3 separate regions of the Homo sapiens genome follow, and regions 1 and 2 are each linked to region 3. Evidence: chromatin contacts called from ENCODE Hi-C data. All regions are on one chromosome and are shown on one strand. Each heading gives the region's core, a stretch centred on a gene start or an enhancer-like site at or near the end of the contact. The rest is flanking DNA. Distances are from core to core; before and after follow the strand shown.

Evidence for each region. Hi-C counts contacts between places; a loop is a spot of excess contacts on that map. Pooled maps may share reads with other maps.
Region 1: a loop to region 3 is called in a map of B cell, with 27 times the contacts of the local background. The contact joins the promoter of BCL10 here to the promoter of ZNF644 in region 3. A Hi-C loop is called at or near these places in 1 of 168 maps with a recorded cell type or tissue (B cell), 1 of 37 single-sample maps with no recorded cell type and 10 of 50 pooled maps.
Region 2: a loop to region 3 is called in a map of CD8-positive, alpha-beta T cell, with 19 times the contacts of the local background. The contact joins the promoter of DPYD here to the promoter of ZNF644 in region 3. A Hi-C loop is called at or near these places in 2 of 168 maps with a recorded cell type or tissue (CD8-positive, alpha-beta T cell and naive thymus-derived CD4-positive, alpha-beta T cell) and 8 of 50 pooled maps.

What each region holds. Positions count from the first base shown.
Region 1 is chr1:85,275,196-85,278,799 of GRCh38, reverse strand. BCL10 (BCL10 immune signaling adaptor) reads left to right here and starts at 2,168. Exons shown (of 3, transcript NM_003921.5): 1 at 2,168-2,504. The coding sequence starts at 2,448. BCL10-AS1 (BCL10 antisense RNA 1) reads right to left here and starts at 2,442. Exons shown (of 2, transcript NR_045484.1): 1 at 2,003-2,442; 2 at 712-1,159. RefSeq lists enhancers at 1,868-2,570, 1,776-2,975.
Region 2 is chr1:97,919,123-97,922,468 of GRCh38, reverse strand. DPYD (dihydropyrimidine dehydrogenase) reads left to right here and starts at 1,435. Exons shown (of 23, transcript NM_000110.4): 1 at 1,435-1,585. The coding sequence starts at 1,547. RefSeq lists a silencer at 1,230-1,629.
Region 3 is chr1:91,020,494-91,024,023 of GRCh38, reverse strand. It overlaps ZNF644 (zinc finger protein 644), which reads left to right and starts at 1,989. Exons shown (of 6, transcript NM_201269.3): 1 at 1,989-2,034. It also overlaps the pseudogene RPL5P6. RefSeq lists enhancers at 1,083-1,632, 1,633-2,182, 2,183-2,732 and silencers at 1,770-1,999, 2,330-2,399.

The sequences.
Region 1 (3,604 bases), core at 919-3,418, 5.7 Mb after region 3:
TTCCTCTTAGTATTTATCATCTTCTAATAAATTAAATAACTTAGATATAGCCAGGCGTGGGGGATCATGCCTGTAATCCCAGCACTTTGGGAGGTTGAGGTGGGCAGATCACCTGAGGTCAGGAGTTCGAAACCAACCTGGCCAATGTGGTGAAACCTTGTCTCTACTAAAAGTACAAAAATTAGCTGGGCGTGGTGGTGTGTGCCTGTAGTCCCAGCTACTCAGGAGGCTGAAGCAGGAGAATCGCTCGAACCCGGGAGGCAGAAGTTGCAGTAAGCTGAGATGGTGCCATTGCACTCCAGCCTGGGAAACAGAGTGAGACTCCGTCTCAAAAAAATAAATTAATTAATTATTTTTTTAAAATAACTTAGATATAGCCGGGTGTGGTGGCATGCGCCTGTAATCCCAGCTACTGGGGAGGCTGAGGCAGGAGAATCACTTGAACCTGGGAGGAGGAGGTTGCAGTGAGCAGAGATCGTGCCACTGCACTCCAGCCTGCGTGACAGAGCGAGATTCTGTCTCCAAATAAATAAATAAATAAACTTAGATAAAATTTTTCAAGTGCCTACCTCGTCTGCCCCAAACACAAATAAACTAGAATATAAATTCCATGAGGAAAGAGATTTTTATTGGTTTTGTTCACAGCTGTTTTCCTAGCACCTAGAACAGTGTCTGGCACATAGTGGACATTCAAAACACATTTGTTAAATGAAAGGATTCATCCTAAAGTTAAGGATGGTTCAGTAAATCGGATGGAAGATGATGAAAAATTAAGCAATTAGAAAAAAACTGTCCTTGTGTAATGTGTCAACATGGAAACAGGACATAATGTAAACATCAGAATCCCTTGCTGTGATTCTGGTTTTTGTGGCTCTGGTTACATTGTTTTTTTGTGTGTGTTTTTTTTTTTTTTTGCTTTCCCGTTTCTTAAACATTGGCGTTCCCAAGTTTCTCCTTGGTCCTCCTGTCATTTTTATCTACTCTCGTAGCTTCAAATACCATCTAGTTTATAGTTTATTTAGCATGTTGTCCAAGCCACCGTCTTGGGCCCAGGGCTCTACCTGTAGCTTTTCATCCACACTTCTCAGGTTGCTTCTTACACAGCGCCATAGTAGTTAAAATACGGTCTGGGGATAGTCGTCTCTTCATCAGTCTCCCCCTATAAAATGGAGGACTCATAGTATAAGTTGCCTAGAACATATTAGTAAGGACTCAATAAATGTTTGAGTAGGATGAGCTGGGTGGCTCATGCCTGTAGTCCCTGCACTTTGGGAAGCCGAGGCGGGTGGATGGCTTGAGCCCAGGAGTTTGAGACCAGCCTGGGCAACATGGCGAAACTCCATCTCTATAAAAAATACAAAAAAACTAGCTGGACTCCCAGCTGCTTGGTGGCTGAGGTGGAAGGATCGCCTGAGCCCTGGAGGTGGAAGCTGCAGTGAGCCGAGAATCGCACCACTGCACTCCAGCCTGGGCGACAGAGTGAGATCCTGTCTCAATAAATAAATAAATAATCAGTTGAGTGCATACTGTGTGCCCAACTACCTTTAAGAACTTTACATATGATCCCGGCAGCCCTAAAAGGTAAGCATATCTATCTCCATTACACAGATTAACTAATGAGGAAAAGCTATGTTTATAATGAACAGTGACCAAAAAGTATGCAAACGTTAAATGAGGTGTTAAAGTGGTGGGATTGTAGGTGGTTTCTTTTTTTCTTTCAAAAATTTGTTTAGTATTGTAGTTAGGCTGTTTGTGTGTATGCATGTGTATGTGTGTATGAGTGCGTTTGTGTGTGACCAAAACAGTAACTGGCAAACGTAACAACAGGAAATTGTAGGGCAGGGTCTGGGAAAAGGGGAGGAACCCAAGGTACTGACAAGCCCAGACCGGACTCCCCCGAAGTGAGCAGGCAGCAAAGGCTGAGAGTGCCAGCTGCCTGGGCACTGACGGACCCCACCCACGGAAACGATGCCTTATGAGGAAGCTAACCCGGGCCACTTACCGACGACCTGCGCAGGCGTGGCTTGAGGAAACGCCCGCTGTGGGCGGAGCCACCCGAAAGGCTCCGGTCGGGGGCGGGAACAGGATCGGCCCGCGGGCTGGCGTCGATAGGCTGCCGCAGAGACAGGGCGGGCTCTGCTAAGCGACGCGCCTCGCCGTGGGGCGGTGCCTGCGCCTGAGCCTCTACGAGAGGGAAGGAACGCTGCTCCGAGCTCCGCGTCGCGTCGCGTAGATTCGCGTCGCCGTCGACCTCAGAGGCGGGGCCGGAAGCGCTACGGTTTGACCCCCGAGTCCCTCTGTTCCCGAAGGGGCGGCCGTCTTTCTCCCGACCCGCTCCGCCTCCTCTCCTTCTTCCCCATTACCCGGAGGCCGAAGCCCCCAGCCAGGGCGGGGCGGCGCAGCCCGAGCTCCCGGACCCGGAAGAAGCGCCATCTCCCGCCTCCACCATGGAGCCCACCGCACCGTCCCTCACCGAGGAGGACCTCACTGAAGTGAAGAAGGACGTGAGTAACGCAGCTGTGCCCAGGGCGGGCGGGGGCGGGCTGCAGCCCAGCGGGAGACGAAAGCGGAAGCCTGGAGTCCGAGGACAAGGAGGATCCTCCAGGTCGGAGGAGCGGAAAGTCCTAGCACAGGAGGACTGTGGCGAGCCCTGCATCCGAGGGACCTTGGTGGCAGTGATCCTCCAGTGATCTGTCAATCCAGGTTTTACATCGCTAAACGCAGAGCTTGGGCTTTGTTGCCAAGTGGTGTTTTGATTCTTGCCCACTCCTCACCCATCTCCTCATGCTTTCCCCCCAACTGGGTTCTTGGAGATGCTTCGTTAGGGACTGGCGGCTCAGATTCATCCTTAAGTCAGGCTGCCTAGGCTGCTCACTCAGCCTAGAGCGAAGGCTGTACCAGGTGAAGGATCCCAAGCAGTGGACCAAAAATGTGAAGCTCTTTTGCATAAGGGGGCTTGAGGAAGCTCAACAGCTGAAAGCACAACCTGGAATTCCCCTAGTAAGCAGACGCCCACATATTTAAATTGGGGTTGGGGGAGTGAATACACGTAGCTGAGAATTAATGTACAGGTAAACGTCGAAAATATTCAGTAGCTAAATTATGCTCTTCTCGGATGGTGCAGAACCACATAAACCTTCATATTTATTCGTAACGAATGGCTTTGTTGAGATATGACATTCTTTTTCCTTTGCGTTTACTTGTTTTGTCAGATGAGACCTATATGAGTATCACTAAAATACTTTATCTGAAGTCAAATGAAAAACAGAAACTCAACATGAAACGTGTTCTTATTGAACACTGCAGTACTTTTACAAAGTCATTTTGATGAACTGGACAGGATGGCAACTTTTTAAATGTTCATCCACTTCAAATCCCTTCCTCTTCCCTGTAAGGTTTATTACACTGTACTCACAATTGGTGTGACTCACCAGCAGAAGGAAACTGGATATGACTGGGAGTTGTGCTTAGTTTCCTCATTCAACAGAGATTTATGGAGCACTTGCTATATGGAAAGCACTGGCCTTGGGTCTGGAAGGATACAAAAAAATGAAGATCAGTTTCCTGCTTTACATTCTAGTTGAGATAAGAATGGAACATAAAT
Region 2 (3,346 bases), core at 186-2,685, 6.9 Mb before region 3:
TATGAGGTAAGAATAGAAGCTAGAATACCAGTAGCTTGGACCATGGTGGATGCAGCAAAATGGAGAAATGAATGATTCAAAATCTATTTAGGAGGTTGACTTCTGAGAGTTTGGGCATAGATTAAATGAGGCAATAAGGATAAAGGAGTCAAAGATGATTCTAAGGTTTCCATTTAACTTTCTAGTGTCTGTTAATATTTGATTCAAGAAAAATGTATCTGTCTTTTAGTAATTTCCAGGTTCTGGAAGGTAATCTGATGGTTTGTTCAGAGAAGCCTTCTCAACCACGCAAGGTACCCATACCCTAGTTATTCTGTCCTATTTTTCTTTTATCTTACAAGCAGGCATCACATTTTCTTACTTGCTTATTTTGAGTATAATCTCCATGACAGTGATGTGTATTCTTGAAGACTATATCCGGAGAACCTAGCACAGTGTCTGTGTCTGGCATATTGAAAATGCTCAATAAACATATTCGTTGAATAAAACGATGAATGGACTAATGAAAAAATAATAAGGGAGAAATACTTGACTCCAAGGTGTCACTACCTAGCCAAGTGCATGAAGGAGTGCCGCAAATGTCCTAACGGAAGTAGAAAGTGTTATGGTAGAAGAGAGGTGGGATGCATCTAACAGGGGTGGGGGGGGGGCGGGGAGAAAAGGAGAGAGGTCTGGAGTACACATATCCTCAAAAAACGAGGTGAATGTTTTCTGGATTGGGACCAACTCTACAGGAAATCTCTCCCTTCTCCTCAGCAAGCTCTAGAGCAAAAACGAAGAGCAACTTTTCAAAAGAGTTTCACGTTTTAGAATAAAAAATATTTAAAAAAATAACCATTAAAATGAGACTTTCCTGCAAAAAGACAACCTTGATTATGTACCACCTGCAGCACTTCCTGTATGCTGCTGCGGGCTGTGGATGTTTTTGCTCGCCTCCCTCCCCTCCCCGCTGGGGCTGTGAACTCTCAGAAGACCGGTGCTTTGGTATCCTCCACTGCAGCTCAAACCCCGCCCACCTACTTGGTGGATGGATGGAGGAACATCTACTATTTCATCCTTGAGGAGTTCCTGAAAATGCAGTTGCCCCTCAAACAATGTATCTACATCTCGCGGGGTTTCTGTGGAAGAAAAGAAAAAGTGCAAGTTGTTGCTTGGAGCGCGGACTGCTTTTACCTTTGCCTGGGGATCCCTCCTATCTGGCCCCGCCTGCCTAGCTCTGTTTTTAGCAGTTTAGAGATTAAAGGCCAGTCCCCAGAGCGGGTGCTCTACTCCCTCCCTCCCTTCTGCTTGCAGGCTGGGGCGCGGAGCGGGCTGAACTGGGAAGGCCGGGCTGCGGCTGCCGTGCCTGGCGCGGGAGCCGCAGGACCGAGAGCGCAGCCCCGCCCCGGGGGCGTTGCCGCCCCGCGCCCGCTCCGCCCCCGCGCCGCCGGCCCTAGTCTGCCTGTTTTCGACTCGCGCTCCGGCTGCTGTCACTTGGCTCTCTGGCTGGAGCTTGAGGACGCAAGGAGGGTTTGTCACTGGCAGACTCGAGACTGTAGGCACTGCCATGGCCCCTGTGCTCAGTAAGGACTCGGCGGACATCGAGGTACGGACTTCGCGCCGGCTCGTCGGTGGTGGCGGGGTGGTGGGGAGTGCTCTGCGGGTAGGTGCCGGGGAGGCCCCCGCGGCCCCCGCACCCCGGAGAGTGAGAGACGCGGGAAAGTTTCCCCCGTGGGAGCTCTGCGGGGGAGCGGAGGAGCGCGGAGCCACAGGCCCGCGTGGGCAGGCGGGGAGCTCAGGGGAGGACTTTCCGCTACTGGAGGGGTTGCCCTTTGCGTCGGGACCTGTTTACTTCGGAAGAGATTTCAGGAAGCCTGTCTTGTCCTCCTCTGAATGTCAGTGACTGAAGAAGCACTGGAGTTCCAGAGAGGTGGACTCTAGGGGGTAGGAGTGCCCATTTCCCACACGTTCTACCCCTTCACCTCCTGTATGTCGTTTCTGGACACCTCCACTGCCCCCATTTCCAATAGCTGAATCCTGCTATTTGCAAAGGTGAAGCATAGAAATAAAACATCTGTGTGTCAGCTGTAGCAGTCGCCTCTAGTCATAGTATTGTTTATGAAATAATTTAACATGGAGAGAATGGAACGAAGTATTCAGAACATGAAAAATGCAGTGCCCTCAGAAAAACTAACTGTATTTTTCTCTCCTCTCAACGGTTTTTGATTCCCTCTTGCACTCCGTTTCTGTTAAAAAAAATCTTTTTTTATGTAAATAAGGTCCTACCTGAAACGACATGGCATTTCCTTTCTCTCTAGTATCTTAATATATGCGATGAAAAGGATTTAATTATCAACAGTGATTTTACACATACTAAACCTAGGTCAGCACTTTTGAGCTAAGACAAACTGATTTTTAGTTTTCTGTTTTGTTTGGGGCTTTTCTTTATTTGAGTCTTCTACTCTGGTAGAAAATTATGTGTGTGTGTGTTTTCTTTAGAAATAACAAAATTTTCCTTTCGTCAGTCCTTTTGGCGGCTTAAGTAAAAGTTTTGCAAACCACCTGTTTGCAAAATAGCTGCTTTTGCCACATTTTGCCTCCGTAATTGAAGAAACTTTATATTCTGGGAGGAAGTAGTCCTGTTTTCTCCAGGCTCCATAACTTGGTTTGAAAAATCATTTTAGTAACAAGAGCCAAAGTGTATTATGTGGACATCTCTGGTTAGTTTACTTTTGGTTTCTGTTTTGGAGAGTTGACTTTTTGATATTGAGCAATATGATATATTTAACAAATAGTTGTTCATCTGTGTGCAGGATAATAGATACTTGTCTTTTTCTATATTTCATTTAGGGTAGTCTATTCCTTTTTGGTCCTTGTGACTTTGACTTAACTTTTTAAAAAATTTTATTTACTAAGTCGAAAAACAAGCTTCTGACAGTATTAAGGCAGTATTGATTTAAGATATCGGAGTTGACTTAGGATGGGTGGCTTTTGGCTCTTTAATTTCAGAATGGTGTGTTATCTGCTTAACTGATTTCTTTCTCTGCAGTTGTCTTCGAAATCAGTTCTTACATTCTACTGAGGAGAAAGATGCCAGTGAAACATTGAATGCCAAGCTTGATTTCATATATTGTTTCAACTAAGAACATTTAAGAAGCCCATCCTTCCCACTCCCTCCACTCAATTCAACCTTAGTCTATATGGCCAGTTTGCCTAATATTACTTTTAATCTAGATTGCTGGTGTTCAAACACCTTCAGCTCTTATGTAGTTCATATGTGCAACACTTTAATCAGTAACATCTTTCATCACTCACAGCACCTTACTTTTCCCTCAAAGTAATACCCGTGATTCATGAGCTAGAATAC
Region 3 (3,530 bases), core at 740-3,239:
AAGTGTTTCTGAGCATAGTAATCAGTTTTACCCTCTCGTCGTCTTCTAAATTTCACTTGATATCTCTTAAAGTAGGCCTTATTCTTAATAACTTTTACAAACCCCATCCTGCAGAACAGAGACCCACGTCTGCGGCTAGACAGAGAACTCACGTGTATTTTTTTTTCTTTTCGCATTACCTTATTCAAGCTTTCTGTCATTATATTTTCTGCCATTCATAGAAGCTTTTGAGATCCATTTTGTACAGCGTTTCATCAACTATTACTACTTCTACTATTATAATTACTATGATTACTTTTACTGCTATTATGACTTCCACAGTATTACAATTCAGTTGCTGAGTTCTAGTGTAAAAAACAGCTTCATTAGTGAGACAAGTTCCTGATCATGGCTGAGTTCTGAATGATTCTATTTGCTTGTGTGATTTGTCTGCACATTAGTCAGTGGTATACATTAATGACAGTTATTTTCTTAGTAACTGCTTTTACAGTGATATAATGTAAGAATTTCCATAGTACATAATATTTTGTAGTAAGTCCAATAGTAAACTGAGAATGTCCAATTTTAATGGATTCTGCAAACGAAATGATCCAAAGAGCACCCCTCCCCCATTGACTGCAAATATATACGTATTTATATTTTATTGTTTACACATTTGTGTAAATGAAGACAGGAGATTTGCATTTTAAAGAGCCCAAAGAACTGTATGACTTCGAGAAAATCACCTTACTCCTCTTTGTCTCATTGGGTTACAATGAAATCGAGCAAGTTAGAACAATGCCTGGTACACAGTAAGCACTCAAAAGTGTTAGCTATTAAGTAATGAAGCAATTAATGTGTTTAGTCAAATATTTGTTGTTTGGAATCTACGTTTGCTGTTGCTGAAGGCATCATTCCATAGGAAAGAGAATGTTTCTCATTCTTGTCAAATAAATGCAGTTATGGTATATTCTTCCGAATGTCAATAACATCTTGAGGGTTTGGAGGGCCACAGTAATGACAGCTGTACAACTAAGGAAAACTTTTTTATTTTTAAATTTTTAAATGAGTAAACAGAGGTTCAGAGAAGCCAAATAATTAAGGCGGGACCAGTAGATTTCTCAAGAACTCTTGGTTAATCTTAAACATGTTAGCAGTTTCTCGTTGGCTCAGTCGAAAAACAAAAGAATAGCCCACTCAGTGTTTCTCTGCCCCAGGATCCTGTGGTGAAGTCTTGTTAAAAATGAAAATTTCCAGAACCCTCTAGGGACTGATTCTCTGAAGGGTTAACCAGCATCTCACATGCTTCTTATATAACTTTAATTCGTAGAACCACGACACTTTCAGTAATGCAGGGAGAGAGTATCCTCAGAGAGTCAAACTGGAGCAAACCTCGGCCACCTTTCAGGGCAGGCTGTCCGGGTAACTGAGATGTCACACTTGATGCTTTGCCTGGCCATCAAGCAACTCCCAACAATCTGCCCCCTTAAGATCCTAAAACCTTCCCTCTGCCATTACTCCACAGTTGTGATTGGCAAATATTGCTGTTTTCCTCAACAAGAGGAAAATAACAGAGATTTTTGCACGCTCGTGATCGTGGAACTCAAACCTGGGCCTGTTCCACCTTAAAGGGCCTAGGCATGCCTAGTGCTTGGGTCTTGCAGAGTTTGGGCACCACCATATTTGGAGCGTGCCTACTTTGGGGCGGGAACCTCCTTGGGAGTGATTAGGTCAGCGCTGGGGGAGGTGACCTTGTTTGGTTTCTGGCACCCGAGAACAGTGGTGCACTGTTTCCGCTGCCCTCGTTTGTCTAATTGGCCCAGACGCTCCACCAGCGCGAAGCTTCCCGGGAGCTCCTCGCTGGCCACCCCCGCGGCCCGCAGCCCGGCAGAGGCGGGAAAGCAGCGCGCCTGCGCCGTGGGAACCGGGGCTGGAGGCGAAAAGCGGGGAGCGGAGGGGGGCCGCTGGAGCCGAGTAGCGTACAGAGCGGCGTGTGACGCGGGGACGCCGCGTGCTCCCAACGTCGCCCCGGTTTGACGCACACGGCACCAAACTGTGAGTTTCAGGGGTTATTTGGTCAGATTCGCTGGGACCCGAGTGGGTTTCGGGCCTCTGGGCTGTGGCAGCGGCGGGACTGAGGGTGGCGGAAGAACTTGGGGGACCCGGCCTCCGGCTCTCGGGCCCGGGGAGCTACGCCCTAGGCTGGGTCCCAGCCATCCAAAAGGACGCATTTTGCCGCACAGGCTAAGATGGCGGCGGCGGCCGAGGAGGCGGAGTTGGTGCTACACAAGGAGCCCGGGCCCCGGGTTCGGGGAGGCGGCGGCCGCGGCGGTCGCTGGGGGCCACGGAGCCTGAGGTGAGCGGCGGCCGCCGCCGCGGGGCGGGACTCGGCGGGGGGATGGGGGGGGGGCTTTCCGCTGCGGCGTCGGAGGATCCGGTAGCGGACACAAAGGGGCTGAGCTGGGCACTAGACTTGGGGGTTTTGTTTAGTCACATGAAGCCGAGCAGCCAGTGAGCAGTAGGGGGAAGGGGCCGAGATCAGGCGGCTTGGGGAGCCTGGCGGTCGCCATTGCAATGCACTGAGTAACGGGGCGGGCCGAGAGCAGTCACCAACCCCTCTCGTTGAGGCTGCTCGGTTGTGGCCAGAAACGCTGGCTCTGGCATTAACTGTCTACACCCCTCCCCTTACTTGGGACAGGACCGCATAGCCCTCCCCTCCCCCCGTCCTGCAAGATCTTATGCGGCTAGGTGCCTGGGAAGTAACAGCAAGAGGTAAATCGCTCGAAGTGTTTGGGTTGCCAGGGGCTTGGTGGGTGTCCAGCTAAAGCTTTTTGCCTCTCCAGGTCTGATTCTCTGGCCTTTGTGTCCCTGGGAAGTTACTCTGCCAGAGGAAAGCAGGTGTGCTCCACTTCTCCCGTGAACCTGAAGATGAGTTGTCCCAGACTCTTCTCAGTGATTGGAAACTTAGGTGGTGGAGCTAAAGGTTACTTGTTACGAGACTTCTACAGACAACTCTTGTTGGGATCCATCTATGGTTTAGCAACATTAGTGGAAAAGTTTTCTTGAATATTGACTTTGAATATAAAAACGTTTATATTTAGACTTCAGATTTTGTGTGATCATCAAACTCAACGAGGGGATAAACATAATTGGGGGCGAATGATGGTCTTGTCTTGTTAATAATTTCAACAGAAGTATCACAACACCGCCGACTATCCTGTCCAGTCCTAATTCCACGCTTGTTGCATCTGGATGGTAGATTTGTTTTAATTGTGTATTCCCTCCCTGCAGTAGTTTGCTTTAGTTGTAAACATTTTTTGGTCCCATGAGAAGGAAAACATTTCAAAAAATAGACAACTAAAGTTTCTCAAAGAAAGGAAACCTGGCTGTTTGCCTTCAGTTGCATGTGTAAGTATCTAGGGAACTTGATGGCAGTAATATTGCATTTTGGTAGGCTTGCTAAGAAAAACCTCGTTTTTATAATAAGGCTATAATCTAGCTTAGACATTTTAATTGGTGAAGCATAAAGCTTGATTAGTATTAATGCAGTG